2 separate regions of the Homo sapiens genome follow, and region 2 is linked to region 1. A link is a loop called in an ENCODE intact Hi-C map of the cell type or tissue named here. Cell type or tissue: mammary epithelial cell. All regions are shown on one strand. Region 1 overlaps VPS53 (VPS53 subunit of GARP complex). Region 2 overlaps VPS53 (VPS53 subunit of GARP complex).

The links. Hi-C counts contacts between places; a loop is a spot of excess contacts. Peaks named below come from ENCODE experiments on the same cell type or tissue, not always from the same donor. Only the 100,000 strongest peaks of a DNase experiment are listed, where the experiment ranks them.
Region 2: a loop joins it to region 1, with 3 times the contacts of the local background. A loop is called at or near these places in 3 of 110 quality-filtered maps.

What each region holds. Positions count from the first base shown.
Region 1 is chr17:690,128-698,127 of GRCh38, forward strand. It overlaps VPS53 (VPS53 subunit of GARP complex), which reads right to left. Exons shown (of 22, transcript NM_001128159.3): 4 at 7,291-7,357. Among named protein-coding and RNA genes, the nearest start is that of VPS53, 21 kb to the right of the region's middle. In mammary epithelial cell, no CTCF peak of the experiment used is centred here; DNase peaks (open chromatin) are centred at 1,464, 2,194 and 4,334; H3K27ac peaks cover 3,573 bases.
Region 2 is chr17:508,382-516,381 of GRCh38, forward strand. VPS53 (VPS53 subunit of GARP complex) reads right to left here. Exons shown (of 22, transcript NM_001128159.3): 22 at 287-8,000. Among named protein-coding and RNA genes, the nearest start is that of VPS53-AS1, 10 kb to the right of the region's middle. In mammary epithelial cell, no CTCF peak of the experiment used is centred here; DNase peaks (open chromatin) are centred at 3,130 and 3,790.

The DNA of each region.
Region 1 (8,000 bases):
CACAGAAGGCATGTCTGGCAAATCTGCTAATGATAAAGTGGGGAGGTCATCAAGGCTCCCAAAGATCTTGATGGGATAAACAATCGAGCAGAACTAGTGGGATGAAACGAAAGCTGAGACACACACGGTCTGACAATTTCAAAGACTCTCTTGCACAAACAGAGGTGGAGAAAGTTTAAATGAAAGTCATATGAAGAAAGACCTGGGACAGTACTGGCCCACAGATGTGTTTTGTTTGCCCTTTGCAGTGTTTGTGAAAAACACTAAGCCAATAGTTAAAAATTGTGAGAGTTACATGAAAATCCGGATTTCCGGCTGCTCTTGAAAAACTGATAGATCTGGCAATTCCAGGTCTGCGTTCAGACGTGACAACAGCTGATTAGAATTCACTTGTGACTATCCCCTTAGGACCTGGTGGATGCATGTGGACACACACCAGCCTGCTTACGCCGCTTAGGTTACTTTCCCAGCTCTGCGGACATCTGTTTGCGACTCTTGACCTGGGGGTTTCAGGTGACTGCCAACTCAGTAGAAGCCAACCATGTAATACGGCTGCCAAAAATCTCAGCAAATCCAAGGTAATGGAAGAATAGTGTCTAAAATAAAAAATCTCAGCAAATCCAAGGTAATGGAAGAACAATGTCTACAATCAAAAATCTCAGCAAATCCAAGGTAATGGAAGAACAGTGTCTAAAATCGGTGGCCCTTAAGTTTTGAAGAGTCACAGACTCCTTAGAAAATCTAGAAAAATCAATAAGTTTTCCTCCCATAAATATGTCTAGACATACAAAAATTTACAGTTAATTTCAGGGACTTGACAGACACTCTGGACCCCCAGTCCCTAAGTTAATGAGCTCGGCCCAGAACAAAGAGGTCAACTGTCTCAGTGTATATGTTGACACAGCATGTCCACTCCTGGGAACCACATTTTAAGAGGGATGCTGACAAACAGCTATCAAGAGCAAGGATGATAAAGGGTCTGGAAATTGCATTATAAAGATGAAGAAACTAAGAATGGTTAGCCTAGAAAAGGGAACACTTAGGAACATAATATCCATTTTCAATTTCAGAAGCTGTAGTAAGGAAAAGGGATTAGGCTTACACCCATCCAGCTGGCAGAACTAAGATCAACAAGAAGTTACAATGAAGTCTATTTCACTGTTTCAGTTCAGTCTAAGAAAGGAGTTTCTCACAACTAAAGCTATAAAACTGAACTAGTCTGTCCTGTGGACCAACAAAGTAGCAAGCTCCCCATCACTGAAAGTAGCCAAGCTTCTGCAAGATAATGAAACGTCAGAGATGTAATACAAAGGACTCCTGAACTGGGTGGAAGATTGTACTACAATTACCTAATCCTTCTTCCAAAGCGAAGGAGTGAGCAATACAGCACCCCCTCCTTATCAGCAGTTCACTTTCTGAGGTTTTAGCCACCTGTAGTTGACTGTGGTCCAAAAATATTACATGGAAAATTCCAGAAACAGACAATTAGTAAATTTTAAATTATGCGCCATTCTGAGTAGTGTGATAAAATCTTGCACCACCCAATTCTGTCCTGACCAGGTCACGAATCATTCCTTCACCCAGTATATCCATGCTGAATACAGCACCTATTAGTCACTTAGCAGCCATCTCGGCTATTACATACAGCTCCAAATCACAAGAGGAGTGATGCTGGCATACTGTCATAATTGTGCTATTTTATTTTTAGTTATTGTGGTGAATCTCTTACTGTGCCTAATTTGCATGCTAAAGTTTATCACAGGTATGTATACATAGGAAAAAATACGGCATATATAGGGTTTGCTACTCTCTGGGTTTCAGGCATCCACTGGGGGTCTTGGAATGTATCCCCCACAGGTAAGTGGGGACGACTTGTAATAATTCTCTTCTCCTCCCAAACCTTACTCTTGTTCTGATCAAAGAAATGGCTACATTGCAGCCAGGCTCCATTGAAGAGACAGAAACTCGGTGGCTGATCCTCTCCTGTGAGTCTGAGAGCTTACTGACGACCGGTCAACGTTGGCCACTCTTGAAACTTCCCACTGCCGGCTTTTTCTTCCTCTAACCCGCCCCTCTATTCACCTCTCTTTCACCTACGTTCAAGCCATCCATTTTAATTCTTGGGAAGCTGCAAAAATTTCATAGCATACCACATCATGTACTTGTTGAATTGACTCATCCACAAAGTTTTAAACGTGGGCATTTAATTAAAGCTTTTGACTGATGATTTCAACAGATAAAAATGGGGAGGATTCCGTGCCATATAAACTTTATAAGAGCATCATCGTCTGGTTAGAAGAGGTCACAGACTAGACCAGTTCAAGCTGGCCCACATAGAAGGTGGTCAAAAAACAAAGACTCTGCAAACGTTTAGCAGAATGTTAACCAAGCGGCTGGTATTTCAGAAACTTCAAGAAGCTCAAGAAATGACCTAATTATGCCTTCAATATTTAAATCATTCCTTACCCCCAAATAATTTTTGAGTCAAAAACATTGCTTTTCAAAAGCAACTTTTCTGCTAAAAATGTCATTTAAGACACCATGAATGTGAAGTCAACACTTTCCCCTTATTTACAGATATAGAAGCACACCTAGCCGGGTGCGGTGGCTCACGCCTGTCATCCCAGCACTTTGGGAGGCCGAGGCGGGCGGACCACAAGGTCAGGAGTTTGAGACCAGCCTGACCAACATGGTGAAACCCTGTCTCTACTAAAAATACAAAAATGAGCTGGGCATGGTGGTGCGCACCTGTAATCCCAGCACTTTGGGAGGCCGAGGCGGGCGGACCATGAAGTCAGGAGTTTGAGACCAGCCTGACCAACATGGTGAAATCCCGTCTCTACTAAAAATACAAAAATTAGCCAGGCGTGGTGGTGCATGCCTGTAATCCCAGCTACTCAGGAGGCTGAGGCAGGAGAGTCGCTTGAACCCAGGAGGCAGAAGTTGCAGTAAGCCGAGATCACACCACTGCACTGCAGCCTGGCTGACAGCGAGACTCTGACTCAAAAACAAAACAAAAAACAAAGAAGCAAGAAGCACATCTAGGCTGGGTATAGCCTAGCAGCCATCTCGGCTATTACATACAGCTCCAAATCACAAGAGGAGTGATGCTGGCATACTGTCATAATTGTGCTATTTTATTTTCAGTTATTGTGGTGAATCTCTTACTGTGCCTAATTTGCATGCTAAAATTTATCACAGGTATGTATACATAGGAAAAAATATGGCATATATAGGGTTTGCTACTCTCTGGGTTTCAGGCATCCACTGGGGGTCTTGGAATGTATCCCCCACAGGTAAGTGGGGACGACTTGTAATAATAAGTGTCTCATGCCTATAATCTCAGCATTTTGGGAGCCCAAGGCAGGAGGATCACTTCAGGCCAGGAGTTCAAGACCAGCCCGGGCAACACAGCAAGAACCCATCTCTACCAAAAATAAAAAATTAAAAATTAAAAATAGCTGTGTGTGGTGGCACATGCCTGTAGTCCTAGCTACTTCGGAGGCTAAGGTGGGAGGATCACTTGGCCCCAGGAGTTCAAGGTTACCGTGAAAAATGATTGCACTCCAGCCTGAGCAACAAGGCAGGACCCTGTCCCTAACATGATAATAATAAATACAAATTTAAAAGCGGCACATCGGTTCTGGTTAAACACAATCAAGATTAAATTTATAAAACGAAAACCTCCTTTTGTCCATATGCCACTCCCTTCTGAGTGTTCTTCAGAAGCTTAGGAAGCGAGTGCTGAAAGCAAACTTCTCTTCTCTTCCAGGGAAGAGGGGAACGTGGGGCCTCTTGACCTACAAAACTCAGTATTTTGGAACATCCGTAATTCCACCAAGTCTGTTGCAGTCAAATAGACTCCTTTTAGCAAACCAGCCAGCCAGGGCTGGAGAGCAAGGCTTTCATACCTAGGAGTTGACAAGGACAGGACCCAAGAGCTCCTTGGAAAAAAAAAAGCTTGTACTTCAGTTTGCATTACAAAGTGCTGGAAAAGACAGATGGGGCCATGACAGGAAAAGCAGTTATTTCTTCTGGGCTTCCTTTCTGTCTGGATTCTAAGGAGACGAATACAAAGTTCCATCACAGATTGAAATGCTATCTAAACATTCTTGAAAATGTGGTCTTGCTCTGTGAAATACGACCTGCTCTGCTGCGGCAACCTGTAACCTATTAATACGGGATGGGGGAGAACGCCGACATTCCTGCAGACTGTCGAATTCTGGGTCTGACTCTGTAATACCGCTAGTTTGCAAGAGTCCAGAACCACAGGTTGAAACGTAAATAACTGAAAGATACACATCTATTATGCACAGCATGACCCAACAAAAAATGCCGATGAATCACTCACTATTTTCACATTCTTGAAATTTTAAACATCTATGACTCCTGCACTGTAAGACTTCTAGTGAGCCATTCCAAATGTAGGCTGAATCACACTGAACAAGCAGTGTTACTATTCCCAGTAGCAGCAAGTTGGGACTCTTAATGCACAAAGCAAGTTCTAAATCACTTTTAAGGAACACCCACTTGCTGATCAAAATGATGTTTTTATGATAAAATGTTTTTGTTTATTTATAATTAATAAACAATCTTAGACAGACAAAATATTCAATACAGTTGCATAAAATGTTGTGGGGGTTTTGCTGTTGCTTTTGGGGATGGGGTCTCGCTCTGTCATCCGGGCTGGAGCGCGGCGGCACCATTACAGCTCACTGAAGCTTGTACTACCACACCCAGCTAATTATTTTACCTTTTCGTAGAGACGTGTATTGCTATGTTGCCGAGGCTGGTCTCAAACTCCTGGCCTCAAGTCATCCTCCCACCTAGGCATCCCAAAGTGTTGAGATTACAGGCATGAGCCATTGTGCCTGGCTCAGTTGAATAAAATGTTATTGCATGTGGCCTATGTGTAGTGAAATAGAAAGATGACAAAGATACAGTTCTTACCTTCCAGGAGCTTACAAACATCAAAGGGATGAGACTTGTTCTCTGGTAAGTCAAGGGAGACCCCAAAAGCCAAATGAAAAGTACAAGAATGGGGCTGTGGGATTTATGGAGAAAGGACATCGAGGGACACTGGAATCCATTTTCTCCTCTGTAAAATGAGGGGAGGGGCCCAGATGAGTTTCAAATCCTTTCCAGTTCAAAATTCTGATTCCTTGGTGTATTCAGATAAGGTCCATGGAAAACATCGTCAAGAAACTAGTATCTGAGCTGGTCCTTGGATGGGTAAGATTGGGAAATGCGGCGGCTTAAAGAAATAGGAGGAAAAGCATTTCAAGCACAAAAGAGTCTGTAAGCACAGGTCCAGAAAGCACAGGCATGCTCGTAGAGCACAAAGTCTTCAGTGTAGACAGAACACAAGAGGAGGCAAAACTGGAATTGGAGACCAGAATTTTGAATGCCAAGCAAAGGAATTTGGATTTCTTTTTTTTTTTAAACAGGGTCTCACTCTGTTTCCCAGGCTGGAGTGCAGTGGCGCGATGATGGCTTACTGCAGCCTCGAACTTCCTGGCTCAGCTGATCTTCCTGTCTCGGCCTCCTCAGTAGCTGGGACTACAGGCACAGGCCACCACCATGCCCAGCTAATTTTGTACTTTTTGAAGATGCAGGGTTTTGTCATGTTGCCCAGGCTGGCCTTGAACTCCTAGGCTCAAGTGATCTCCCCGCCTCGGCCTCCCAAAGTGTTGGGATTGCAGGTGTGGGCCACCATGCCTGGCCTTGGATTTCATTTAGTGGCCAGAGCTGATACGGTGTCTGAAGAGGTAGACAATACGATCAAACACAGATTAGGACAGCTAAGCAGCAGAATGCAGCTGGAGTGCTTGAGGCTGCCCTGTCCCTCTGTAGGACCCCTCTGAAGGTCCCATTTACATGGGCCTCATCTGCCAAAGAAGCCATGCTTCATGAAATATACCTCAACAGACAAAACGAGGTAACGAGGGCTAAAAAAAATACAGGAGTCCAGAAAACCAGAACAGTTTTAGGAACCTAATGTGTCTACACACAAATTCTGATGATGACAAGAAGGCCAGCTACTCACAAACAGGCCAAAGGAAACTGGCTATCAAATGGAAAGTGACTATAAAGTGGAAAAATGGAAAAAGAAAGTGATATAAAGTAGTAAAAATAGACAGATGGGAAAACTACAGATGTAAAAGAAAGAGACTCCTAATATCTGTAAGCAACTGGCAGAAGGAAACAGAAATATCAGAGATCTGGAAATTTCAGCGTAGGATTATATGCTCCTCCCACTCCAAATCTGGGCAGCAGGATGAACATTTTTAGAAATTAGCTGTCCTAAAAAATGTCAAAGAGGAGAAATCACAGCATTGAAGCAATTGCAAAGAAGCAGTCCTGACCTGAGTTAGTGCTGATAAGGGAGGACAGGACATGGCAAGAGAGGACGGCTAGAAAGGCAAGCTCAGCATTTCTACTACAACAGCCATTCTGAAATACGATGCCTCAACAGAAGAACAGAATCAAATAAAAAGGGAAATGGTTCACAGATAACATCTGGCCCCTCAATTATTAAAGAGTATCTCCTCCCTACACACTTTTCCCTTCATTGCCTCCAACAGCCTCCTTAACTAGATCCAGTAAGACTTACTTCATTCCCTCCAATGGCCTCCTTAACTAGATCCAATAAGACTTATAAAACTTTTTTTTTTTTTTTTTTTTGAGACAGTCTCACCCCTGTCGTCCATGCTGGAGTGCAGCGGTGCAATCTCGCCTCACTGCAACCTCTGGCTCCTGGGTTCAAGTGACTCTCATGCCTCAGCCTCCTGAGTAGCTGGGATTACAGGCGTGAGCCGCTGTGCCCGCTGTGCCCGGCCAACTTGTAAAATTTTTTAATGAATCTTGAGTCACCTGCCTGCTGGCAAAGCGAGGTACGAGGAAATGGTAACTATGTCAGGTTACTATCTTTTACAGCCACAAAATATCAAAACCCCAACAACTCAGCTGACGAATGCAGCAACCTCATTTAGCCACAGCCCACAAAATAAAAGAGGGCACAAGAGATGCCCGACACGAAGGAGAAAGACAAGGAAGCCCCAGTGTTCTCATCTGGCCTCGGGTGAGCGGTGCCACAGTTCACGGTCCTGGTCCAAGGGACACTGAGGGACAGCACGTGGCTGCTGTGGGCGCCTGCCCTGTCTTGTCCTGCCATGTATGAAACGGATCAATCGGAAAGTGCTCTGCAAGAGGGCACATCGACGTTTTGGTCATCTGGTTGCCGGGAGAAACCAGGGGAGCATAGGTAATATGGAGGAATGAGTTACTTACTTGCCGTCCATCCTGCCCCACGTTCGTCTGACCTCTTACAACAGTTCGAATATTGTCATCCAGTCTCCTAGCAAAACAGTTCAAGGATACAGTCATTCAAATAATCTTTATTCTAGGTTGACCAAAAGAAAAAAAGTAAAAAGTAATTTATTCATCAACTTCTGCAGACTGCACCTAATTGTCCAGAAAACCAAACATGTGTGAGTGGCATCAGGCAGGAGGAGGGCAGCGACAGCCGTGCGGGAAGTCAAGCCCAGTGCAGGCTGATGCATCGCCTTGTTGTTAAAAATGCCTATTTTCACTTAATAGTCAGAGCTATCTGAAAGGACTAATAAAATCTGCAGGATTTTTCATGGAGTACATCAGGAATGACAAAGTTCCGGAGCCTTTACGTGAACATGCCAGATAACTCAAATTACCTCACACACAATCCCTTTCTCGGTCCCCTTATGAGGCGGAAAGAGCCAGAGTGATAGATGGAATCAGTGCTTCCGGGCCCTGATCATGCAATCCATGCCTGAGGCAGATCTACGGCTTCCAGCTCCTCTGCCCCCACGGTTCACAATGTTTAATCATGGGCCACCACCCAACCCACCAGCAGATCTGACATGGTTAGCTGTTATGTGACCAAGGGATACACATATAAGCCCATCTTCATGTCTAAGCCTTGGGAACACAAAAACAGGTAAATCCACAAAAACAGGGAAATA
Region 2 (8,000 bases), 180 kb before region 1:
CGTGCGTCAATGAGGGCAGCAGCTTCCAAACAGACACCTGGGGAAACCTGGAAATCTTCAGTGATGTTTTGGTGGAGTGAGAACCTCTACAAAGGTTTGATTCTAACTTCACTTTTAAAATGCATTTAGTTTTAGTTCTAAAAACTAAACATTAAAAATGGTAATAACGCAACGCGCATCCTCAAATGTCTTCTGGGGGCAAATGTAAGATGTCGGAGGCCCTTGCTTCTGTTAACCTCTTTCTCCAAGGGCTGTTCACGGCCATGAAGACTTCAGGAGACAAGGAGCCTGTTACCATCTCTGTTTAATTGAAGAGCCTCTACCATTGCAAGAAGAGCTGTTTAAAACAAAACAAAATGGATACTATTTGAAAATTCTTAGCTGGATTAAATCAAGATTTCTCTATTCTGTGCAACCCAGAAGTAAACTGGGGTTGATACACACACATTTTCATCCATAACCTTGGTTTAAAGTGCTTCCTATTTGCTGGAATAGTTTTCAATGCTTTTACTGATTTCTTCTGAAAAATATTTGAACTCATAAAATGTATTCATAAAATACTTTTATCTATTTTGTATAGAGGGAATCCAATGTAAAATTTTGTCCCATAAATTTGAAAACTGCTGGTGAAGTACAAAAGGCATGGATGTTGGAATGAAGGCTGGAGCCAAATCCTGGCTCGCCCCCTTACTAGTCACATAGCAAATCCTGGCTCACCCCTCACTAGTCACATATCAAATCCTGTCTCACCCCTCACCAGTCACATATCAAATCCTGCCTCACCCCCTTACTAGTCACATATCAAATCCTGCCTCACCCCCTTACTAGTCACATATCAAATCCTGGCTCACTCGTCACTAGTCACATATCAAATCCTGGCTGGCTCACCCCTTACTAGCCACATATCAAATCCTGGCTGACCCCTCACTAGGTACATATCGAATCCTGGCTCACCCCTCACTAGTCACATATTGAATCCTGGCTCACCCCTCACTAGTCACATGTCAAATCCTGGCTCACCCCTCACTAGTCACATATCAAATCCTGGCTGACCCCTTACTAGTCACGTATCGAATCCTGGCTGACCCCCTGACTAGTCACGTATCAAATCCTGGCTGACCCCTTACTAGTCACATATCAAATCCTGGCTCGCCCCTCAGTAGCCACATATCAAATCCTGGCTCACTCCTCACTACTCACATATCGAATCCTGGCTCACCCCTCACTAGTCACGTATGGAATCCTGGCTCGCCCCTCACTGGTCACGTATCGCATCCTGGCTCGCCCCTCACTGGTCACGTATCGAATCCTGGCTCGCCCCTCACTGGTCACGTATTGAATCCTGGCTCACCCCTCACTTGTCACGTATTGAATCCTGGCTCACCCCCTTACTAGTCACATATCAAATCCTGGCTCGCCCCTCACTAGCCACATATCAAATCCTGACTGGCTAACCCCTCACTAACCACATATCAAATCCTGACTGGCTCCACCCCTCACCAGTCACATATCAAATCCTGGCTCGCCCCTCACCAGTCACATATCAAATCCTGGCTCGCCCCTCACCAGTCACATATCAAATCCTGGCTCGCCCCTCACCAGTCACATATCAAATCCTGGCTCGCCCCTCACCAGTCACATATCAAATCCTGGCTCGCCCCTCACCAGTCACATATCAAATCCTGGCTCGCCCCTCACCAGTCACATATCAAATCCTGGCTCGCCCCTCACCAGTCACATATCAAATCCTGGCTCGCCCCTCACCAGTCACATATCAAATCCTGGCTCGCCCCTCACCAGTCACATATCAAATCCTGGCTCGCCCCTCACCAGTCACATATCAAATCCTGGCTCGCCCCTCACCAGTCACATATCAAATCCTGGCTCGCCCCTCACTAGTCACATATCAAATCCTGTCTCGCCCCTCACTAGTCACATATCAAATCTTGGCTGACCCCTTACTAGTCACATATCGAATCCTGGCTCGCCCCTCACTAGTCACATATCAAATCCTGGCTTGTCCCCTTGCTAGTCACGTATCAAATCCTGGCCGACCCCTTACTAGTCCCATATGAAATCCTGGCTGACCCCTTACTAGTCACATATTGAATCCTGGCTGACCCCTTACTAGTCACACATCGAATCCTGGCTCACCCCTCACTAGGCACATATCCTTGGGCCTGTCACTTACCCTCTTTGAGCCTCCAAGTCCCGTCCACTAAACGGAGCTTAACTTAGCAGGAATTTCATCCGATGAGATAATGTATCCAGGACACAGTAAATACACAGTTACCTTTTCCTTCCCACCCCACCAACATGTACAGATAGCACTGAATTGCCCAGGCCCTCTCATGACCTAAGATACCACATGCAGGCCACACAGCAGCTGGACTGTGCAGCCAGGGCCCAGGGCTACCCCAACTGACCTCCACTCCCCTCAGCACCCTCCTCTGGCCTCCGAGCTAGCCAGCTGCTGATCCAAAGCTCTGGATCCTTTAGGGCTGTGCAAAGATGTGACAGGCATGGGTATGAGGCTGTGGGGGACTCTGTGTGTAAACTGATGTTTCTTTGTATAGCATTTGATATTCGGTGTGGGTATGAGGTTGTGGGGGGCTCTGTGTGTAAACTGATGTTTCTTTATACAGCATTTGATATTGGGTGTAGGTATGAGGCTGTGGGGGACTCTGTGTAAACAGATGTTTTCTTTATATAGCATTTGATATGTATTCCATTTGCCTTCTAAAGCCCTCCAGTGGCTGCTCCAGTTGGTCCACTGCAGTGCTTGATTTTGTGAAGAACCCTGTGGAATGTGGTCTCTGGCAGCTGAGAAGTGCCTTCCTTTTCCATCAGCGCAAGGCAAACACATGAAGGGAGCTGGGGTTTCTTGCCACCATTTCACCTGAGACCCCTGAAAGCTGCAGCCCACACTGCAAATACTTTTCTTGGCCCTGGAAGTAGAGGGAAGTTTGTTGAGAAGCTGTTCTTAATTTCTCACTTGTTGAAAAATTACCCAAAACAGGAGGCAAGACAATTGTGCAAATTCCATTTGATGACTGAGCAGAAGCTCCCAGAACCCTCGGATGAAGTGAGCAGCATTCCCAGGAGGCGGGACGTTGGACGCTATTTTTATTTTAACATCTCATATTGCCCCAGGTTCTCTGAGTCAACACCCTCAAAGGGGACAGACAGAAACAGAAAGGAACTTTTGGGCTGATTATAAGGATTCAGCTGGCCTTGGGAAAAGTCTAAACATCTTTGAAACACAATTGGAAAGTAATCCAAACAGCCTGTGAGCTCAGGCTTCCCAGTTAGAACTGCCTGTCCCAAGTTAATCTTGCTTAGTTTTTTGGGGGGCATCATACCTAAAGAAGAAGAAGAAGAAAAAAGGCAAGAATAAGTAAAAGGAAAAAAAAGAAAAAGAAAGGCAGGCAAGAATTTTTGTCCCTGTCGGGAGAAGAGTCTGGTCTGTGGACACCAGACACCTAAGCAAGTTTCTTGGAAGGGAGGCTTTGGCAACCCTCGCAATTCGCATTCACAGGAGACATGCCCTATTTTCCACAACAGGCAGCCTCGCCACCAGCCCCAGGAGGGAGGAAGCTCTCTTCTCAGTGTCTGCAGGTTTATCCCTAAATGCTACGGAAGCAGCAGCTGCCAGGGGAAGGGGATACTGCTCAGTCTTTTAAAACTCTCGTGTAAGCTTGATATTACAGTCATGACCTAAAAAGGCAAAGACCAGATATGCGGAGCTCGCTGCGGATGTAGCCTGCACACGGCCGCAGGATTTGTCACCACTCATCCATGTTTAAAAAAGCCAGTCCAGGCAAGACAGCCACAGGCTCCCGCCCACAAGTGATCACGAACACACTTCACACTGCCTTATGGCAGAGCAAGTGCATATAGCCCGGTCTTGTGTGACCTTCACAGCCAATATTCATTATAATCCCCTCTCACCAATATTGAAAATGGATGCTCAGGGGATCAGTGACTCGCCTGGTGTCAAAGTGCCAGGTCCAAATCAAGACCTGCAGATCAAGTCTTCTGTGGATGCTTCCAATCCCAGGCTGCTTTCATTTCTGATGGACACGTCCTTCATGTCCCACAGATCCATGGATCGCCGGCATCTTCCCTCCTGTTCACATAGGTGAGAAGGAAGGAGCTGGCAGGCAATGCCCTTCCAGGTGGGCTACAGGGAAGGTTCTTTTCTCATTAGGTTGATCCCTTGGCTTCCCTAGTAAAGTGGGGAGCTGTTGAAAAGAAAGAATGGAAACGAGGTAATGATCCTGGAGCCTAATGGAAGGGCCGCAGCCAGTTTTCCCCTGTTGAAAGGACACAGGACTTCCCGAAGAGTTTTCATGGCAAAAACGTCCAACCAGCTACTAAGGAAACAGGATGGACTCATGCGTGCAGGAGAGAAATCACTAAAGGACACAAGACTTCCCAAAGAGTTTTCATGGCAAAACGTCCATCCAGCTACTAAGGAAACAGGATGGACTCATGCGTGCAGGAGAGAAATCACTTGGCCGTCACTGGAAGAGCAGGCTGTGATGGGAACGGTAAGGACAGAGAAGGGAAGGTTCACAGGATAGAAATTCACAGGGCAAGTAGGGTTCCAAGTCAGAAGCAAAACACTTTACACAACATTACAGACAGGCTCCACTGCAACTGGGCAGGTCAGGACTGGGCTCAGTCGGCCACATTCTGCTCCCACGCGTTGCTTCCTTAGACTGTCAGGGAAGGGAGAAGGGCAGCCACCAGGAGCGGCCAGGGTCACGGACTTGCTACTTCTTTCCTAGAGTCTGTTCTGTTTTCTGTCAGCAGTAAGGAAATACATTCTAGCAAATGACATCCAGTAATGCTTTAATTAACTGCAGTATTTTGTGCTCCAACATGCAGGCAGAAATCACTTCCAGATGGAGAAAATGAAAGCTATTTACACAAAGAAGCAATCCCTTTATTTTAAGGAAATTTATATCTCCCAAAGGTGTAGAACTTCGAGGGTCCAAGAGGCTATTCTGATGAATACTAAAACAGGACTGGGAATTTTTATTTAATATATAAAATGTCATCGTACCCTTCATGTAGGCCAGCATTTCAGGTGTCCATGTTTCTAAGGCTTTTGCTTAAATTGCCCATTGGAGCTCTATTTTATTTTTAGGAATCTGACTTGGAGTAGACGAGAAGTGTGAGACACTTGCTGTCACCCTCAAGCAGGCAGGTTGTTCTGAGTGCTCTTCCTAGCGAAGGAATCCCATTTCCAGCAGGTTATTCCGAGTGCTCTTCCTAGCGAAGGAATCCCATTTCCAGCAGGTTATTCCGAGTGCTCTTCCTAGGGAAGGAATCTCATTTCCAGCAGGTTATTCCGAGTGCTCTTCCTAGGGAAGGAATCCCATTTCCAGCAGGTTATTCCGAGTGCTCTTCCTAGCGAAGGAATCCCATTTCCAGCAGGTTATTCCGAGTGCTCTTCCTAGCGAAGGAATCCCATTTCCAGCAGGTTATTCCGAGTGCTCTTCCTAGCGAAGGAATCTCATTTCCAGCAGGTTATTCCGAGTGCTCTTCCTAGCGAAGGAATCCCATTTCCAGCAGGTTATTCCGAGTGCTCTTCCTAGCGAAGGAATCTCATTTCCAGCAGGTTATTCCGAGTGCTCTTCCTAGCGAAGGAATCCCATTTCCAGCAGGTTATTCCGAGTGCTCTTCCTAGGGAAGGAATCTCATTTCCAGCAGGTTATTCCGAGTGCTCTTCCTAGCGAAGGAATCCCATTTCCAGCAGGTTATTCCGAGTGCTCTTCCTAGCGAAGGAATCCCATTTCCAGCAGGTTATTCCGAGTGCTCTTCCTAGCGAAGGAACCCCATTTCCAGCAGGTTATTCCGAGTGCTCTTCCTAGGGAAGGAACCCCATTTCCAGCAGGTTATTCCGAGTGCTCTTCCTAGGGAAGGAACCCCATTTCCAGCAGGTTATTCCGAGTGCTCTTCCTAGGTAAGGAATCCCATTTCCAGCAGGTTATTCCGAGTGCTCTTCCTAGGTAAGGAATCCCATTTCCAGCAGGTTATTCTGAGTGCTCTTCCTAGCCAAGGAATCCCATTTCCAGCAGGTTATTCTGAGTGCTCTTCCTAGCCAAGGAATCCCATTTCCAGCAGGTTATTCTGAGTGCTCTTCCTAGGGAAGGAACCCCATTTCCAGCAGGTTATTCCGAGTGCTCTTCCTAGAGAAGGAACCCCATTTCCAGCTGTGCACATGCAGCATTTCCCCTGGCATTCTTTCAACAGGGAACCAGGTCTCCTCATCCGATGGCAATTCAGGAAGGGTTGGTGTCATACCCTGCATCGAGCAGCAGCCTCGGACCTGCCCCCACGCTCTGCGTGCCCTGTACTGGTCATGCTGGTCTCAGCTTGTCTGCTCTCAGTCCTGTCTGATCTGCACAGAGGAGCCACCCTAGACATAAGAAATCAGGCACCCCTTCTCGGGGGTGGGCAGAGCCCTGGGTACTGGCTCTTTGTTCTTCGAGAGAGGAAGGAGTGGCGGTAGTTAGCTTCAATCCCTGAGCTGGGTTTGGAGATCAGAACACCTTGTCCATTGCGGCTCCTGTTTCATTGTTAAGAGTCCACACAGGATGTTCTCTGGCCTGGACACCGCTAAGCCAGCTTTCAGACAAGTCCCCTCAGTAAGAGCAGAGTGAACTCTTTATTGATTATACAAATTACCACTATTTATTTTAAACCCAAAGTGACTTCAAAGTTGTTTTTTGGTTTTTAAAGGGGCTACAGAAAATGGACTGAGGGGAAGGAATGGGCACAATATCTAGGTCTAGCTGAATCACAGAGCTGTTAGCTGCTGCTTTCATCCACAGGTACTCCTTTTACCTTATTATTTTTTAGAGAGTCTTGCTCCGTCACCCAGGCAGGAGTGCAATGGCATGATCTCGGCTCACTGCAGCCTCTGCCTCCTGGGTTCAAGCGATCCTCCTGCTTCAGCCTCCTGAGTAGCTGGGATTACAGGCGCCCACCACCACGCCTGGCTAATTTTGTATTTTTAGTAAAGACAGGGTTTCACCATGTCGGCCAGGCTGGTCTCGAACTCCTGACCTCACATGATCCACCTGCCTCGGCCTCCCAAAGTGCTGGGATTACCAGTGTGAGCCACCATGCCCGGCCTATTTTTTAATAGAGATGGGGTCTCACTCTGTTGCCCAGGCTTGTCTTGAAGTCCTGGGCTCAAGCAATCTTCCCACCTCAGCCTCTCAAAGCACTGGCATTACAGGTGTGATGCCACAGTACCCGGCCTAGGGTGCCCCTTTGATACGTTATTTTTGAAGTGATGTTAATAAATAAAGCTTCTGCTTGGGGGTTGGTCATCAAAACAAGAAGAATCCTCATCAGTATGGAGAGAGCCCAATCCTGGGCATGGTCCCCACCACCACCAAAAGTCTTTTTTTTTTAACTGAGTCTCACTCTGTCTCCCAGGCTGGAGTGCAGTGGCGGGACCTCGGCTCACTGCAACCTCCGCCTCCCGGATTCAACTGATTCCCCTGCCTCAGCCTCCCAAGTAGCTGGGATTACAGGCACCCGCCACCTGCCTGCTTTTTTTTTTTTTTTTTTTGTATTTTTAGTAGAGATGGGATTTTGCCATGTTGGCCAGGCTGGTCTCAAACTCGTGACCTCATGTGATCCGCCCACCTCGGCCTCCCAAAGTGCTGGGATTACAGGCGTGAGCCACCGCGCCTGACCCAACACAAGTTTAAAATGAAAGCTGTTATCAGTAGAGAATCTTCACCACGTTGGCACCAGCTCAAGTGTAGTGTCGGCGCACTTTTAGCTTAGAGTCAGAAAAATAGACATGTATGAAAATGCGTGGCAGGAGCCCTTCCATAAAGCAAATCTCTCTGTTGCAGTGGTTCTTAACAAGGTGTAAACGTTATAACTACCTATGGAACTTTTAAACCTGTATGCCAGGCCCCATCCAAACTTACTGACTCAAAATCTCCGGGCATCTGTTTTTTTGTTTG